2 separate regions of the Mus musculus genome follow, and region 2 is linked to region 1. Evidence: chromatin loops called from intact Hi-C (ENCODE). Cell type or tissue: left cerebral cortex. All regions are shown on one strand. Links, peaks and the distances in the headings refer to the core of each region. The heading gives the core; the rest is flanking DNA.

The links. Peaks named below come from ENCODE experiments on the same cell type or tissue, not always from the same donor. Only the 100,000 strongest peaks of a DNase experiment are listed, where the experiment ranks them.
Region 2: it touches region 1 in a loop (5-fold over the local background); 1 of 42 quality-filtered maps calls a loop at or near these places.

The regions. Positions count from the first base shown.
Region 1 is chr2:102,701,430-102,705,429 of GRCm38, reverse strand. The region is part of intron 1 of Slc1a2 (solute carrier family 1 (glial high affinity glutamate transporter), member 2); the gene reads right to left. Among named protein-coding and RNA genes, the nearest start is that of Gm13872, 43 kb to the left of the region's middle. In left cerebral cortex, for the core only: no CTCF peak of the experiment used is centred there; DNase peaks (open chromatin) are centred at 475 and 1,698; H3K27ac peaks cover 3,247 bases.
Region 2 is chr2:102,630,129-102,638,668 of GRCm38, reverse strand. It overlaps Pamr1 (peptidase domain containing associated with muscle regeneration 1), which reads right to left. Exons shown (of 11, transcript NM_173749.4): 7 at 4,129-4,341; 8 at 2,429-2,495. Among named protein-coding and RNA genes, the nearest start is that of Slc1a2, 24 kb to the left of the region's middle. In left cerebral cortex, for the core only: no CTCF peak of the experiment used is centred there; DNase peaks (open chromatin) are centred at 2,933, 3,736, 4,441 and 6,119; H3K27ac peaks cover 3,921 bases.

The sequences.
Region 1 (4,000 bases), core at 1-4,000:
AGGAAGGGCCTCCATATGGGCATTGTGGCATAATAGTGCCAATATTCATACATAACAATAGATTTAGAGAGATGGAAGGAAGGAATGTAGAGATGGAGAAAGGGGGTAAGAGAGAGGGAATAAGGGAAAAGAGAGAGAGAGAGAGAGAGAGAGAGAGAGAGAGAGAGAGAGAGAGAGAGAGAGAGAGATTCAACATCACTTCATTTAGTCAAGCAACTCCCAAGGTCACAAAGAACCTGTCTACTTTCCTTTTGTGAACACTGCATGCATCCTATGTTTAAGGAGTCCAGGGAGCATACTCACTATCATGCACGTGGGTGGCTCCTGAGCAATGCTCACACAGCTGTGGCAGGCACTCCAAACTGGGTGTTGGTTTCAGGTTCAAAGAGGAGCAACTGCAGTGAGCTACACAGTTGGATGTTGTCTTATGCTGTAGAAGCTATGGAAAGGCTTTTGTCAGAAGGTGGTGGGAGTCTGTCCACCTGCCACATAGAATCATCTGCCTGGTGACCATCTGTGTGAATCATCTGTGTGGTGTGAAGAGCAGAGCCTCTATTTTCATCTAGGGATACCCAAACTGGGGCTATCTGCCCCAGAATATGGAAACCATGAACATTTCACAGATGAATTGATGTGACTGTGCAGAGTTCCTTAAGTTTTAGATCTCCCAACTAGTCCTCTTAATGTGTGGCTGTTTCATAGAGTATGTCTAGCCTCACTGTGGGCCACTTCCGTCCCAATCCAAAATTTCACAGGCATTATTGCATCTGAGAAAGACATGTACCTAGCTTGGTCCTAATCACAGCTATAAATGGACATAGCTGGATAATCTGAATTAGTGCACATGATGACATCTGCCGGAGCACAGCCCAAGACACATTCAGTTCTCCTTCTGACAATTACGACCTGCATGACCTTAGGCAAATTGTTTTAACCACACTGAATCCCAAACACATCATTCACACAAGGAGAATTTCTGACAGTAATAACAATGCATGGGACTGTGGTAAAAATGTAATCAGTTGTCAGGTGCAGAAAAGCCTGGAAGAGAACATGGGCTACAGTGTGACTATTATCACCATCATTGGCATTTATCTGATCGTTTCATAAATACTTCTTGGGCAAGAATATTGCCATTCCTTTCTGAGCCCTTAATTCCCTCAGAGGCCATTTTGCTGCTGCAGATTGATATTGGAATCACAGCAGAGGCACGATGGACTGGATTTCCTGCACCCAGCTTCCTAGTAGCTTGACTACATCCACATCTAGTCACAGACTCTAGGTTCTCTTTAGCTGACATTTATCACTTTGGACCACTGACGCTAGCTGGCTGTCATGGAAGGCTTTCCATGTGCTAGCCACATCGGAAATACTTCCCAGGTATCTGACTTCTTTAAATCTTCCCACCCCTGTAAGTGGGTACTGCTATAGTCCCATTCATAGAAAAAGAGAAGGAAAATGTCCAGAGAGGCTGGGTAACATTCCTCAGTTTGAACAGTAGGCCAATGGTGAGCTGTCCTACATGATCTCTTATTGGGAAGGAGTGCTGCCTCCCTACAGAAGGGTACAGGTGGGGCATGAGTAAGGAGAAAGGATGGAACATGGTGGAGGTGGGAGTAGGGTAGACTAGGAATGGAAAGAAAGCCATCTTCTGGGAATGTGCAGAGGAGACAGCTGGTTAATGGATTAGTCAGGCATCGCCCAGGCAGAAAATTCAGATTCCACCCTGTAAGACAGACTCGCCCTGCTCCCCATCATGCAGGCTTGAGTAGGTGGCAGCCAGCAGCAGGCAGCCAGCAGCCAGAAGCCTGATTATGAGAAAGGAAGGGACTGTGGACAGGAAACACCTGGAACACGTTGATGAGAGTGACCCACTCACAATCAAGGGGGCTATACTTTCTAATATGCATAGTTTGTCAGAGATACTCTTGAGATTGGGAGACAGATGAGGGATTCCCCCAAGTGATGGAATTCTAGGATACAGGTTGCTCAGGAATGCTGCTAACTAATCTGGTCATCTGGGAATGATGGACAAGACTGACCCTGAAAGAAGGTGCTTTATAGGAACTTCTTACAATGCACAGAAAGAAAGTGACTTGCTGCCAACATGCTTTTTTGGTAGGGTTTCAAGCCAGGGTTGGAGCTAAAGTAGGGAGAAAACCTGCATACTGTTGAACAAATGCCCCCACCTGTCATTTTCTTATCCCTTCTCATCACAAGCTACACAAAGGCCCATGCTCATCTGGAAAATGCCCCATCGCCTTCAAGATCTACAGATGTTATTATCTCTAGAGTCTCCCCTGGACATCCCGCCCTTAAGATAGCTGATATTCCCATTCTCAAAGAATTTCTGTTTCACTGTGAAGTTATCTGAACAGACTCGAGCACCTCTGGGTGGCTACCACTGTAGCTCCTATATCAATTGTCTTGTTTCTCCTATTAAGCCATGACATCTTTCAGCAGGCAACTCCTTGAGAAATAGCAGTGTGCAGCACTGGTTTGTTAGAGGGTAAATTTTCCACCTAGGGGCAATTGGCAATATCTGATCATTTTAGTCATTGTAGAAGGAAGGATTCAGAAGTAGCTTTGTGCAGGTGAGGGAGGGATCCTGCAAAGCATAGATGAACCCCACCCCTGTATCTACATGTCCACTTTCTACCACTAAAGATTTCCCAGCATTTAATACCTCAGAGTTCATACTTCCTGCAGAAACTGTGCCTTCATTTTCAATGTTTTCTATTTCTTCATAGAAAGACAGCACACATCCCCAAAACATGTGTTGCCAATGAAATGTCCACAATCTCATGCCCTCATATCTCATGCCATATCACTCCAGTGACATCAGGCAAGCAGCCACCTGCTAGTGTCTCTGACTTTACCTACAGCCCATCAGAAATGAGAAGGTCAGTCTGCCTGTGTTCACACAGCCTGGAGCTCTGGGGAGCTGACCTCTACGAAGCAGCGATGATCAACAAGCTTAAAAGGGTCAACACATTAGCCTGGGGTGGTCTGGAGCTCCATGACCCATCTGCCCCAGCTACTGATCCTTCCTTGGCTCACTTTCCACTTCGATACTAGCATTTCCTGCAAATGATATAAATGAACTCAGACTCTTGTCTTAGAACCTTCCCCTGAGAACTTGAATAAGTACAGAGTAGAAGTCACACCTGTCACCTTCCAAGCAGAAGCATGAAGAGCTTTCCCATGGTCCTGTCATCGCTCTTTGTCCCTTTGCTATAAGATGCACCTTTGCTTCTTGGTATGGAGCTCATACTGAGAAAACTCAGTCAAACCCTGAAGTCCACGCTTTAGTTGTTGGGAGCCTCTGAAATTAAGGACTGTTTGCTCCTGAAGCACGGCCTGGTGAAAGCTGACTGAACTGATTCGGGACTTCTTCCTCTTCCAGAACGTTTCTAGCTGACTGTTACAGTAGACCTGGGCTGCTTACCTTCCTAGTGATACTCTTTCCAGGGAAAATTGCACCACACAATCATGTTACATACTGGAGCTTGGAGACAATCATCTCTGCCTTTCCCTTTGTGGAGTCTCTCTGCAATTCATGGTGTTCCGTCTAATGGTGGTACATTGGGGAAATGTCTGCAAACTTTGAGTTACTGAGTTCTACCATGACTCAGTTCATACTTCAGGGATTGCCACAGAGTCCAGTTGCTGCTATGGGAAGAGACTCACCATGCTGGGGGTAGGGTGGGAAGTAGCAAAAGAAGCCACCCAGAAGCTGCCCTGAGCATAGCCATTATGGGGAAGGCCCTGCTTCCTCACAGTTCTGATGCACGCTCTGACCCCAGAGCCTATCCTGCATGACTCACTTTTTATGGTTCAATGAAGACAGAAATGAATGTCTTTCTCATCCTCCCATTTTAGCCATCAGCTCTCAGAACAAGCTTGGTTAACACCCATAGTTTCGGTGCAAAGATTAGTGTTATCCAGCCCACAAAAGGCTTGCTTCACTTCTTAACAAACTAGAAGCGAGAATGGCATT
Region 2 (8,540 bases), core at 2,811-6,810, 70 kb after region 1:
TTAATTTGAATGAGAGAAAGCCAGGCACATTCTTCTCTCTGAACATTACCATAATGGGGCAATATTAGGAATTTGAACTAAACTGTGTTGATACAGTAGCTTGATTTGCCAATTAGAAAACGTAATTAGTTCACCTCAGAGACTAGAACTTTCTCCCAGGCAACACTGCTTGGGAGAAATACAAAAATTTGTGTGTAAATGGGAAAAGGGGCATTAAATGAGCTTGAGGTTGAGCCCCTTAGAGACTATCTGTCGGGAGAGACACATCCTACAGCTTGTGATTGCTTTACATCGGTACATAATGACTGTCAGGCGGCAGACTGGAGTTCCTCCAGGAATTGATGTCTTCATCCCCACGTAATAACGAATGGGGAAATGAAACCTAGAGAGGCACTTGTGGGGGAGGGGTGCTTTGGGGCACAGTAAAGGAAGATGGCACCCAAGATAGTATTTCCACCCTAGTATCTCTATCATATCAATTTCATGTTGTTTAAGATGAAATCTATTTCTTGTATCTTGCTATGGTGTTTGGCTCAGGAAAAATTCAGTCCACAGTGATTTCATTCAACAGATATTTAGGCTCTGTCTATAGCTAGGTCTAGGAGCTTCTGAATGTACAACCTGCTTGCTTTTTGGTCACTGAAGTTGATATTTGTTTCAGAGAGCTACAGCTGACCTTCCAGAAAGACCCTTCAACTAGACTTTAGGCTTGCTTTCTCGATTGCAGGAGTCACCTAGTGCCTTCTCCCACTAAAACTGCTACAACAGTAGGAATCGCTATTGTCTCTTTGTTTAGCTCAGGATTCCTGCGCAGGTGACAACACTTAAACAGGGAGAGCATTGCACTTAGTGGCTAGCCCACTCCAGGGAAGCCACCAAGGCAGAGAGGAGACAGAGTCTGTGTTCTACTGCCATTGTTCCCAAGGGAGAAAGGCAAATGTGGATGAGAACCTGAGCAGGGGTGAGTGTGGTTAGCGACCTTCACTGAAGGACAATCCAAGTCAGTTCTGCTTTAGACTTGACATCTTGTTCTGGAAATCACTTAACTCCTTAGAACCTCAGTTTCCACATATGCAAGGATATGTTAATAAGATGCAAATAATAATAAAAATACCCAGCTTCTATGGTTACGGTGAGAACTAAGTAAACTAATCTATGTAAAGTGACAGGAGCAACAGCTGGCACACAGCCTCAGTGTCATCTGTCAGTATGGTTTTGATCCTTACAGCAGTCCTAGGGGAACCATTATTAATTACCCCTGTTTTTCAAAAAAGAAGATGAAGGCCCATTTAACTTCAGGAAATTGTTTAAACATAACTAGGATTAAAGAGAGGCAGAAGCAGGCTTTTAGTCCTTGACTGTTAATACAGTTTACTCATTCAAGAACTATTTACTGAATGGTGTCTATGTGGCAGACATGGTGGCAGAGAAAAGAGAGGAGGAGGGGGGAGGAGGAGGGGGAGGAGGAGGAGAGGGAGGAGGAGGATGAGGAAGAGGAGGAGGAAGAGGAGGAGGAGGAAGAGGAGGAGAAGACAGGGATGACAAAATGAAATCAGAATCATGGTGAAGGCCATAGAATACCAGGTAATGGAAACAGCCTGATGTGGTTTCAGGACACATGTGATGTTACTAGTTTTATTTCAAATGATAGCTGGGGGCTGGGGGGGGGCTGAAGATGTAGTAGTAGAGTATTTATCTAGCATAAAAGAACAGTCAGAGATGATCTCTCTGCTAGGTGAAAAAGCAGAGAACTGAAGGTTGGCAGAGGGGTAAGCCCCTGTGAGATCCAGTAGAAACAGTTGCCAGACTGAAGGAGCCACAGGGTTAACTTTTCTCAAACAGAATTATGCTTGGTCTGGGTAGAAGGAAACCTAAGAGATCTGCGCACCCGCAGTGAAGTGGCCTCCTTTCTCACTATCAGGTAGGCCTTAGCTTTCCTCCCGAGAAGAACACCGAGTATACGCAGGAGTTCATGTCTCTCTTATTAATCCTTTATCTCTAGCTCCTGATCTCCATCAGACTGCCCCATCTGATTGGTCAGCATCAAGACCATCTTCCGAAACCCTAGCTGGCTGCATGATTTAGCAGGATTGTCATCTCCTAGAAGCTGCCATAATAAAGAAGCAGCCATTTCAGGAAGACTAAAGTATTAGAATCCAACTCCTCAAAGATCATTGGGGAAGCCTTGCTTCTTCTCACCAACCATCTGCTTTCCCACGATCCAATAAAACTTGTACTTCTTCCAATAGTAGCTTCCTCTTAGCCAAAAGCAGCTGGCTAATGAGCCTCCATCTAACAAGCCCCATTCTTTCATGACCAGTTAGCACTAAATGTCCCTTAGAAATGCCAGGCTCTCTTTGGCCAAATGCAAGTGGAGAAGGGAAATAGCCATTCGCCTTGAAAAAGGAGTTCAGGTGCTTGGCCTCACCTTGACTGAACCTGCATCGAAAGGACTCTCCTTCTCACCAGGTCTGAGATCTTCGGTTCCCGGCAGGCTAGAAACAGATAAGCCAAGCTGTGTGATGCTTTTCCGACCTTACTGGTCACATCACGACACCCAGAATAACACCTGACTCCCACCCTTCCAGACACCATGCAATCATTCACAGGTCTCTGGGGCTGCATGGGTTAGAAAAGCTTCAACAGCGTACTTAGCAAGATGGCAGCTGCTTTTCCCCTGGGAGCTGCTACTATAGAACTCAGCTGTCTCCTCTGAAAAACTGTTCTTCTGAGGAGACTTGGGACAGTGGCAGTTAATAGATTAGGGCCATCTGTTCATGGGAATGGTGTCAGCAAACTAGATCATAGTGGAATAAAACTCAAAGTGAAGGCTCCAAAATAGAGCCCACAGAGGGAATTAGGGAGTCCTTGTTTCAAACCAGACGGCAGTGCCAATTATAAATAAGTCTTGAGTAACCAGTCATTCCTTGTCCTGTCTCTGCAATGAAGGTCCCTAGCAGTCACCAGAGGACAACTCAGAGCCCAGTTTCAATTCACTGAAATCTTTCTTTTTTTCTTCCAGGGAAAACGAATCCTTCCCATCTCTCTTTCCCAATCTAGCAGCCAACATTTGTCTAATTAGCAACTTAGAGTACTTTGGTTGTATTAATTTGTAAGAGGAAAGTTGACAAAAAACCCTCCAAGGACATATGCAACACCGTTCCCATACTTAATGAAATAAAACCTCAGGCCTTGTGCTGGGAGGAGGAAAGTAGCTTCTGGCAAAAGTCTAAAGTGATTTCTCCCTTTCACATTGATCCTTTTTTCTCTTTCATTCCTTTCCCCGTGGTTCAGGTTGTTGACAAACACCCAGCAGAGAGGGTGATGGGTAGGGGCAATGGTCTTGACAATCTAGGACATGAGCACACACTTCTTCTCAGTAAAGAAGGCATCTATCTGAAACAATCAATGAATAAAGTCAGGGCAAAGCTGCATCACCACTGTGGAGGGCTCCATCTCCCGACACAACAGTCTAGGGGTTTCTGCTTCCAACCTATATTTTAAATGTCACTTCCTAGATGGCTTGCCTTGAGCTTCCCATAGACAGATGCTTCCACTTTAGTCTATACCCACTTTTTTTCTCCTGTCTTTCATCTGAAATATTATCTCAGCTCCTCCTAGCATCCTTAAATCCCTCCTGACTGCAACCAACCCTACCCACATCACACTATCACCTCTATTTTGGGAATGCTGCAACCTCTGTTTTCCAAACTACTTATTCATCTGTTTGAAGGTTTGCTGTGTTTGGCTTTATCCATCTACATCTGTAGTGTCCCCTCTATGTAGGTGACCAGGGACATATGCTTATTGGCTCTTTTATTACATATATTACAAAAACAGATGTGCAAAGGCTTACAACTTCTGTCCTTGGATTTCCATATCTAAAACACAGCCTTAGCATCTTCCCCAAACTGCTCTTCTCCATCATCTTAGGTAAGATCAGAGTGAAGACTTCTTGGGACCCAGGAAACAAGACACAATGTTTTTAAATGATTGTCTCCAAGGTAGGAATTACATATGGTTTAAGGATGAGCCTACAAGAAAACAGTATTCCATGGACTTAAGGCAGGCACTGGACCTGTCAAAGAGTATGTACATCTGTAGAATCCAGAAATGTCCGTGAGTTACCTTTCATGCAGACAGGTTGCTTTCCTGACCACTCTCCATTCTGCTGGCAAGTTCGTTTCTCATTGCCACTCAGAACGTATGAGCCGTTACAAAAGAAAGACACAACCGTGCCAATTTTTACATGGCGCTCATTGAGAAGTCCAGGACCTTCTGTGATTTTCTTGTACCCATTGACTGGCCCCCCAAGGTCTGAGCAGTTTCTTTCTTCAAGTACTAGAAGTGAAAGAATAAGGGGTGAAAAAGAACTGTTAAAAGTCTGAGTCATCCAGTTTTAGAATAGATTCTTTTCACATTTCGTTGAATTAAAAATACATTGACAGAGAGCCTGCTAACAGCAGTGCTTGGAAGAGAATCCCAGAGAAAATTCATTGTGGAGAAGCATGTGGTAGGCATGTCATATGCTTGTTTCATGACTTATTCTTAAATGAAGAAATCATTCATTGGAAATACAAATAAGTTTGACACTAAATCTGGGTCCTGGATGACATTTGTTTCTTTCTTTCCCAAACTGCAGAAGTTGGGCAAGCCTGGACAAATGTAAATAAGCCACCTAGATTTCTCAATTAGTATATACTGGTTATTATTTTTTGATGGTGAAGTGTTATGTGTTTCATTTCCTAACACCTATGCAATTAACCCACACTCTACATTTTCCTGTTTAGAGTGTGTACTCAGAAAGTAGAATTGATTTGAATCAAGAACATATATGTAAAATGGATTTAAACTTTAGATTTCAACTCCAGAAAGAAAACAGTATGCTGAAACATTTAGTTTAAGAAACAACCAACCAAACAACAACAAAACAATCAGGGTACAGGGTACCAGGTAGTGCTGGAGAGATAACTCAGGAATTGAGAGCACTCTGGCTGTTCTCCCAGGGGACTGGGGTTCCCGGCATCCACATAGTAGTTCCCAACTGTCTATAACCTCTGTTCCAGGAGGATCTAACGCCCTCTTCTGGCCCTCGGGAATCAGGCAAGTAAGTGGTTCACAGACATAGATGCTGTCAAAACACCATACACACAAAATAAAATCAAACAAAACAACACTATATAATTGTAGATTTAACAGCCTTCCCCAATCTCCAAAAAAAAGCTTTTATCTGCTCATTTAACATTCATAACAAAGAAATGTCTATTCTTTCATTCCTACAGGACAGAGACAACGTTGAAATGGCATCAGAAGCTATCCAGAACATTTTAGCTATGGCCTGGATAAGTAACATAATTGTGTGAAACAGATTATGACACCGTAATGAATATAACAAGCCTAGGAAAAGACAGAGAAACTCGTGAAAAATCGAGCCTTTTATTACTGAATTTGGGACCAATGGCTCTATTAGTTTCCCTTGTTTCTTTCTCTTTTAATATTTATTTATGTGTATGTACATTTTGTTTGCATATATGTGTGTGCTACGTGTGTGCTTTGTGCTTACAAAGGTCAGAAGAAGGGAATCAAATTCCTTGAACTAAATTGTTGAGAGCCACCCATAGAACCTTGGTTCTCTACAATATCAGCAAGTGAACCATCTCTCCAGCACTTATCCCTGATTTCTTTCCTGTCATTTCTTCCAAGGCACAGGCTCACTCTCTGGAACAGTCCCCAAATAAAGCAATCGCACATTCAACAGGCCTTGTTTCCGATAACTGCCCCAATCACCTTTCCAGCAACTTATTTACTTGCTCTCAGACCAGAAGAGAATTTCTATTTGGATAATACCTCTAAATTATCCAAAATCAAAAATGAATAAATATTGTTTCTATATGCCACTTGAGAAGACTTCTAGAACCATCCAAATGAGTGGCTTGACTTTTCTTGAAAACTATCGACGGGCCATATGGTAATAGATCAGTCATAGTCTGTGTGCCTTGGGGTTATGTAATACAATCAACTCCTCTTGTGAGCAAACCCTAAGCTCCTATTTTAAGTGTAAGGAAAGGGACCTCACTGAGCAAGCTGTTCAAAAATCTTGAGATGCCAGAACAAGGAAGTGCAGTTTTAACATCTCAAGTGGACTCAGAAAACCCCAGTGCTGTGTTTTGGGAATGACACCGGTGTGGGAGAAACAGCAGAGGAAGCAGCACGTGAAGCTACCTTCACCCAGTACTGATGCTTCAGTTCTGAACACACAGCCAAAAGTCCACTGCTGGGGCCTGGGGACTATAATGAAAGGCAGAGTATCCCACATACATGTTTAAAACTGTGAAATTAGTCATAACATTAAAAACTGGGAGAGCTAAAGTCGAGTTACTGGCCTTTCAAATGATTCAGGACTGAAATGCTTAGATCTATGCTTCCATATAATAACAATCGATTGGAGCCCAGAGTTGATAAGCACTGCTTTGCCTACATGGGACAGTTAGTTCTTCACTTAGCCATGGCCCCTCCCAACTAGACTGCCTAGCTGTGGCTTTTACCTAAATCTGTGCCCAATTAGTCAATGTAAGAGCTGAAGTTGGAGTATTTATAAGTGTTGTTCTTCATCTATTTTGAGCTTTGTTTATGGCCAAGAGAGACAGGAGGGATTTAATGCTAGTCCCGAAATACAGAGAATTAAAAATCTCAACTGTAGTCACATCAGCTTCAGCAAAAGGTAAAAAAATCCTTTCTGCTGATGGTTTGGATAGGTAAGCCTGAGAGCTTGTCCTCTTTCCTTGGAGAAGGCACTTTCACGGTATAATAGATCCTCACATCCTCATTTTTCATGGGATGGGCCCTCAGGGTGTGTACATCTGCTACATTTGCTGTGGGTTTGAACACTGAACTTTTAGAGAAAATAAAGATTTATAATTTTGAAGTCATTTGTGTCTCTCACTGGGAAAGTTTTAAAATAAGAATGAAAGAGAAGCTGATTTGGAATATATCACCAACTCTACCCAGGATTCGAGGATATGGCTCTATTACCACAATTCTTCAGTGTATATGTCTTACCAAATGACATATGTCAAATCAGATCATATGTAAAATTTTCATATAGCACATCTTATTTCTGAACTAAGAAAATCCACAGGTGCCTGAGCAGCTGAAACTTGGTGAGACCTTAGGATGGAAAATTCTGAGAACACTTAGTGGACTTAAGTCATTCTATCTATAATGTCACCAGGATGAAGCTAAGCATACTTCTAAGTGATGATTCAATGGAGTGAATGCCTGTGTCTCCCTCAAAAACCTTCTGTAGAAATCCTAACTACTCCCATAGTATAGCATTCAAAGGTAGAATGCTTGGGAAGTAATTAGATCATGAGGATAGAACCCTTATGAGTGATATTACTGACTCTGTGAAATGGAACCCAGAGAGTTTTCTCCCCTGCCTTCCTTCATGTAAAGGGACAGCAAGATTGCAACACCTATAAATTAAGAAGTAGGTCTTCGCTAGACGTTAGTCAAGTCATGTAATGCTAGTGTCTTCATCTTGGACTTCCTAGCCTCTATGACTATGAGAAATAAACATTAATCATTCAGTGTATGTCATTCCATTGTAGCAGGCACAACTGACCAAGAGGGAAGGCAAGACCATGTAACTGAAAATCAAAAGAAACACAGACCAAAGAAGGAGAGTCATAAAGCTCTAGGTAATGTTGTTTTCTGATACCACTTTAAAACATATCTATGCCAAATATCCTCAAGGAAACCAAGGACAAGATGGATAACTTTAGCAGAAAACTATAAGCCTTAAAATATAACCACAGGAAAAGTCTAAAATGGAAAAGTACAACGATGAAATAAAAAATTCAGTGGATAATTTAATAGGAAATCCAATGAGGCTGACGAGTACTAATAAGCTGAAAGAATACTTACAAGAATCATAAGGAAGCTTAAATGGTCAAAAAGATGAAAATGGATAGGAAAATAAATGTGTATAGGAAAATAAATAAATATGTATGTAAATTTATGTCCCTGCATGAGAGGAAAGGGAGACTGGAACAGAAGCAATGATGGGCTTCCAAACTCAAGTAGACCCAGACTTCTGGGGTACCGCATGCAGTGTTTCTACTTTCATAGTTTTAATCCTGCATACTGAAACCTTAAATTTTCACCCCTATATCAAACATCACCTGGACATTGTCTCTTCTCTCCCATTCCCTGTATTTTCCAAAGCTGAACACCTGCTTATGATGCTTTTGAAGAGAAAAGACTTAGTCTCTCCACTGTTGTTTCTCCTCGTTTAGACATCCCCCGGTAGGTATACAGACCATTGCATCTCATCACAGGTCCTTCCCACAGGCTTCAAAGCAATCTCCAATCCTCTGTGTGCTCTCTTTTTAGAAACCTTTGTATTTCCGCAATTGGACAGATTCATGAGTCTTTTCTGTTTGATTTTTTTTTCAAGGGCTTCATGTCTCATTTCACCTCAGAGGTGCAGATATTTCAGACAAAGCCAATAGAGAATTTAAAATATCTCTATCTCTGGC